Linked DNA regions of Homo sapiens: region 1 is linked to region 2. A link is an interaction called in ENCODE POLR2A ChIA-PET data of the cell type or tissue named here. Cell type or tissue: Panc1. All regions are shown on one strand. Each heading gives the region's core, and the rest is flanking DNA. Links, peaks and the distances in the headings are about the cores only. Region 1 has its middle 20 kb from the start of LINC01714. Region 2 overlaps PARK7 (Parkinsonism associated deglycase).

Evidence for each region. ChIA-PET counts read pairs that join two places held together with the same protein. Peaks named below come from ENCODE experiments on the same cell type or tissue, not always from the same donor. Only the 100,000 strongest peaks of a DNase experiment are listed, where the experiment ranks them.
Region 1: POLR2A ChIA-PET joins it to region 2 with 6 read pairs; 3 of 35 experiments call an interaction of 5 or more read pairs at or near these places.

Annotation. Positions count from the first base shown.
Region 1 is chr1:8,227,689-8,230,597 of GRCh38, reverse strand. No RefSeq gene overlaps it. Among named protein-coding and RNA genes, the nearest start is that of LINC01714, 20 kb to the right of the region's middle. In Panc1, for the core only: no CTCF peak of the experiment used is centred there; no DNase peak of the experiment used is centred there; H3K27ac peaks cover 2,011 bases.
Region 2 is chr1:7,963,515-7,966,423 of GRCh38, reverse strand. PARK7 (Parkinsonism associated deglycase) reads right to left here. Exons shown (of 7, transcript NM_007262.5): 3 at 999-1,100. Among named protein-coding and RNA genes, the nearest start is that of PARK7, 3.3 kb to the right of the region's middle. In Panc1, for the core only: no CTCF peak of the experiment used is centred there; no DNase peak of the experiment used is centred there.

The sequences.
Region 1 (2,909 bases), core at 203-2,702, 260 kb before region 2:
GGTGTGTGTGTTGGAGGGTGGGGAGCTGCAGATAGTGAAGTCTCCTGGCTATCCATTCAGTCGCCTATATGACAGGTGACCTGCTCTCCACTGGGGCAGGTTTGTGGCTCACTCATTGTAAATGGCGACACGCGCCATGTTTGCCCAAAGATCTCCACTGATACAAATGCAGAAACAACTCACGAGAAGAGGAAATCTCCTTTCCCCATGCCTCCCCGCAACACTGCACCTTTGTCCCCACCGGCCCTCCCTCCCTTCTTGCCTTTATGTTGTCCTGAATTGTTCTATTGTGCTTTCAATTCCTGAGATGATTCTTCTGAGATGTCTATCCGTTTCTTGTATTTGTCCATGTTTAGGTACCATTCTTTCCTTTCTAGTGACCTATCCCTTAAAAATCTCAGCTCTCCTCTCTCTGGAATGTGTTTATAGTCAGTCACTGACGATTTTTCCCTCATTGGAAAGAAGTTATGTGTAATTGCACAATCAGAATTTCAATTTTTCTGAATGGATCTCCCTTTTTTTTTTTTTTGAGGCAGAGTTTTGCTCTTGTTGCCTAGGCTGGAGTGCAATGGCACAATATCAGCTCACTGCAACCTCCACCTCCCGGGTTCAAGCGATTCTCCTGCCTCAGCCTCCCGAGTAGCTGGGATTACAGGCATGTGCCACCACGTCCGGCTAATTTTGTATTTTTAGTAGAGATGGGGTTTCTCCATATTGGTCAGGCTGGTCTCAAACTCCTGACCTTGTGATCTGCCCACCTTGGCCTCCTAAAGTGCTGGGATTACAGGCGTGAGTCACCACGCCTGGCCTGGATCTCCCCTTTTGAGATGCACATCTCAGAATCACATGTCTCCTCAATGCCTTTTGAAGTCTCCCATGCTGAAGATTTCAAAACACACCCAGCCCTGTCCATGTTATCCTTCTCAGAACAAACCCTCAGATTACTTAGTTGCTAACTTCCAGGTTGCTATCATTTCTGCTTGGCTAACGGCCCCTCTACACGGTGGCCAGTCCCTGGGAGACTTGACGTTGTTAACCAGGCAAGTCAAGAGTTTGTCAGAAGCCCTCATAATCTGATTTCCACCTAACAGCAAAATGGTTTTTCTTTCTCTCTTCTTTTTTTTTTTTTTTTTTTTTTTTGAAACAGAGTCTCGCTCTTGTCCCCCAGGCTGGAGTGCAATGGTGCGATCTCAGCTCACTACAACCTCCGCCTTCCGGGTTCAAGCGATTCTCCTGCTTCAGCCTCCCAAGTAGCTGGGATTACAGGCACCTGCCACCATGCCCGGCTAATTTTTGTATTTTCAGTAGAGACGGGGTTTCACCATGTTGGCCAGGCTGGTCTCAAACCCAGGTAATCTGCCCGCCTCAGCCTCCCAGAGTGCTGGGATTACAGGTGCGAGCCACCACACCAACCCGTTCTTTCTCTCTCTTTCTTTCATTCTTTCTTACTTTCTTGCTTCCTCTCTCTCTCTTTCTTTCTTTCTCTTTCTTTCTTTCTTTCTTTCTCTCTTTCTTTCTTTCTTTTTCTTCTTTCTTTCCTTCCTTTCTTTTTTTCTTGCCTCTCTTTCTCTCTTTTTTTCCCTCCCTCCCTCCCTCCCTCCCTCCCTCCCTCCCTCCCTCCCTCCCTCCCTCTTTCTTTCTTTCTTTCTTTCTTTCTTTCTTTCTTTCTTTCTTTCTTTCCTTCTTTCCTTCTTTCTTTCTTTTTTTGAGATGGACTCTCACTCTGTTGCCCAGGCTGGAGCGCAGTGGCACAATCTCGGCTCACTGCAACCTCCGCCTTCCAGGTTCAAGGGATTCTCCTGCCTCAGCCTCCCCAGTAGCTGGGATTACATGCACCTGCCACCACGCCTGGCTAATTTTTGTGTTATTCTTAAAGACAGGGTTTCTACTAACCATGTTGGCCAGGCTGGTCTCTAACTCCCGACCTCAAGAGATCCACCTGCCTTGGCCTCCCAAAGTGCTGGGATTACAAGTGTGAGCCATGGAAGCCCGATGAAAATGCTCTTCTTAAAACATGAAGCAGATCATGTTTCCCTCCTGCTGAGAACTGTGAAAGCCCCTATCCTTCTCCCCAACCTCATCCCATTACACTTCCAGACTGTTCTTTCTGTTCCTTAAATATGCCCAACTTTTTCCTACCCCAGGACCTTTGCACCTGCTTCTCCAGCTCCCGTTTGCTTAGCTAGCTTCTTCTCTTGCTTTAGGTCTCAGGGTGAAATTCACATCCTCCAAGGGCTTCCCCTGCTGACCTTTCCTTCTGTAGGTCCCCCTCAATCTTTCCCCATCTTAGTCCCTTGTTTCTTCAGAATACCTGAGCTAACTTGCAATCATTGCATTTATTGGTCTGTTGACTTGTTTGGTTTTGGCTTTTGCTTGTCTCCTGCATCCACATGTCAGCTCTTGGGGGAAAAGGATCATGAGGCCTCTCTTGTTCACCACTGTGACCCCAGCATGTGTGACAGTGCCTGGCTTATAGCTGTTGCTCCATGGACACAGGTGGGTGAGGGAATCTGATTCTGATAAACAGCAGCTCTCGGCAGATGCCTCACTCCAGGACTCTGCTCTCTGCCTGTAGTAGTCTGTTCTCATGTTGCTAGTAAAGACATACCAGAGACTGGGTAATTTATAAAGAAAAAGAGGTTTAATGGACTCACAGTTCCACATGGCTGGGGAGGCCTCACGATCATGGCAGAAGGTGAAGGAGGAGCAAAGGCACATCTTACATGGCAGCAGGCAAGAGGGTGTGTGCAGGGGAACTGCCCTTTATAAAACCATCAGATCTTGTGAGACTTATTCACTATCATGAGAACAGGATGGGGGAAGCCAATCCATGATTAAATTATCTCCACTGGGTCCCTCTCATGACATGTGGGGATTATGAGAGCTACAATTCAATATGAGATTTGGGT
Region 2 (2,909 bases), core at 244-2,743:
ACTTGGCCTGGAATACTTACTTCTGCTTGTCATTTTTAATTTGTTTCAACAAATCACATGTAAATACCAACAGTCTAATTTTCTACAATCCAGTAATGAAAAATCTAAACTTATTAGAAAGGATTAAACTTTTTCCTATGTATCTGAGGACAGCTCGGCCCAGGGAACCGCACTCCAGGTTCCTCAGCAGTGTGCAACCAGCCATCTGTGAGCCGACTCTGCCTCCTTTCCTGCCATGACCCTGCTGTCAGAGGGTACAGTCCACACTCCTGTCACGCTGACCGCACGACGGAGTGTGCAAAAGCGCCTGTGGGGGAGCATGTTTCTGAGGAAAGGGATGCTAGCTTCCAAAAGTGTCCATCGTCCTTAAAGGTAAGAGCCATAATTCCAACGATACTGAAAAAACAACACAACTACAGTGGAACTCTGAAAGTATCTTTAGAAAAAATAATGGCCGGGCATGGCACATGCCTGTAGTCCGAGCTACGTGGGGGGTTGAGGTGGGAGGATTGCTTGAACCTGGGAGGTTGAGGCTGCAGTGAGCTGTGACTGCACCACTGGACTCCAGCCTAGGGGAGAGAGTGGGACCATTCCTCTAAACAAAAATAATAATAATAAAAAATGGAAAATGTGGCAGTTGATTTATGTCAGGTAAAAATGTGTAATAGGAGGCAAGGATGCCTGTGTAAGCCAGAAAAATACTGATGGGAAAACAATGCAGCCATCCATCTAAGCACCAACCCACCCATCTGGCCACACATCCAACCGGCCACCTACCCATCCAGCCACCCACTTACTAAGCACATTCTGTATCAAGCAATTGCCACATTCTACAGATACAGAATAGAAAGACAAAGTCCTCACCCTCTTAATCTGTCAGGGGAAGACATTCAAGCAAAATAATTTTCTAAAATGAGTCTGTGCTAACAACACTCTTAAGACATTTCAAGAAACAAAGAAGCCATATGAAGGAATAACTCCATGTATGGATTACAAACCTCTTTTTTTGCATCTTCAAGGCTGGCATCAGGACAAATGACCACATCACGGCTACACTGTACTGGGTCTTTTCCAGCCAGGCCTGCAACGGTGACCTTAATCTACGAGAAAGATGTTATCATATTTAAGAACACTGAAACATAAATTCAGAGTAACACTGTCTTTAAAAAAAAAGAAAAAAGAGAGATGGGGTCTCACCCTGTCACCTGGGCTAGAGGGCAGTGACACAATCATAGCTTACTGCAGCCTCCAGCTCCTGGGCTCAAATGATCCTCCTGCTTCAGCCTCCCAAGTAGCTGGGATTACAGACATGAGCCACCACACCCAGCTAGAGTAACGTTTACACAGCTGCCCTGTGTTTGAAAGTAACATGACAGGAAATACTGCACCACAACTATACCAAATTTAAGCTAATACACTGGCTAAATATATTTAATAACTAGGTCTACCCTGGTTTGCCCGGGACAGACCCTACTTATAGCTGCTGCCCTGTACTCTGTGGGACTGGAACACCCTTTCTCCCACAAATGTTCTGGTTTGGGTGACCAGTTATATGATCATCCTATTAATAACTCATCTTGCAAGTTTACTGTTGCCATTTAAACCTCATGGTATTTTTGTAAAATAGAAATGCAAGTCCAAACAACGAAATACTGCTTTATCTTTCAAAAATTTTTAAAGTCAACAATACCAAGAGCTGGCACTGGGAAAGTGGGAATTTTCCTACACTGCTGGTGGGACTACAAACTGGGACACTGGAGAGCAACTTGGCAAAACCTAGTCATGCTGACTACAGGCTATCCTTCGGCCTAGTCATTCTACTTTTAGATATATAACCTGGAAAAATTTCCTCACATTTGCACAAAGAAACCTACACAAGAATACGTATTACAGAATTGTAATGCTGTAATTAGAGGAATGGGTAGATTGTGGCATTCAGTGCAACACCAAGCAGCAATTTTAAGTGGATAAACTTAATCGACATGTATCTTCATTTCTGAGAACCAGAGGAGTATAGGGTTAACAGACTCTGGGGCCAGGCTGCCTGGGTCTGAGTTCTGGCTTTTGTACTTACTACGTGATGTGGGTACATTATTTATGTCTCTGTGCCTCAGTTTCTTCAACTGTAAAATGAGGATGGTGATATCTAACTCACGACATTGTTGTAAGGTTTATCGGCACTTAGAATGCTGCCTGGCACAGAGTTAGTTCTACTTCACTTCACTGTTCACTATTTTTAGATAGAGAGAGATAATATATAAACACGCAAAATGAGAACCACGGTCAAATGCTACCTTAAAGACATGCGTGGGGGCGGGTGCAGTAGCTCACATCTGTAATCACAGCACTTTGGGAGGCCGAGGTGGGTGGATCACGAGGTCAAGAGTTCAAGACCAGCCTGGCCAAGATGGTGAAACCCCATCTACTAAAAATACAAAAAATTAGCCAGGCATGGTGGTGCGCACCTGTAATCCCAGCTACTTGGGAGGCTGAGGCAGAGAACTGCTTGAACCCAGGAGGCAGAAGTTGCAGTGAGCTGAGGTCACACCACTGCACTCCAGCCTGGGTGACAGAGCAAGACTCTGTCTTAAAAAAAAAAAAAAAGACACACATGCATGGATACACAAGAGTGCGAGGATAGCACTTATCTTTAAGGAAGGAAGAAGGGGCATAGGATTGGAGAAATTTACAAAGGGGGCTTCAAATGTATTTCTTTGAAGCATCTGCTCTTTAAGAAACGAGTCTGAGGGGCCGGGCATGGTGGCTCCTGCCTGTAATCCCAGCACTGTAAAAGGCTAAGGCGGGCGGGTCACTTGAAGCCAGGAGTTCGAGACCAACCTGGCCAACATGGTGAAACCCCATCTGTACTAAAAATACAATTAGCCGGGCGTGGTGGCGGACACCTGTAA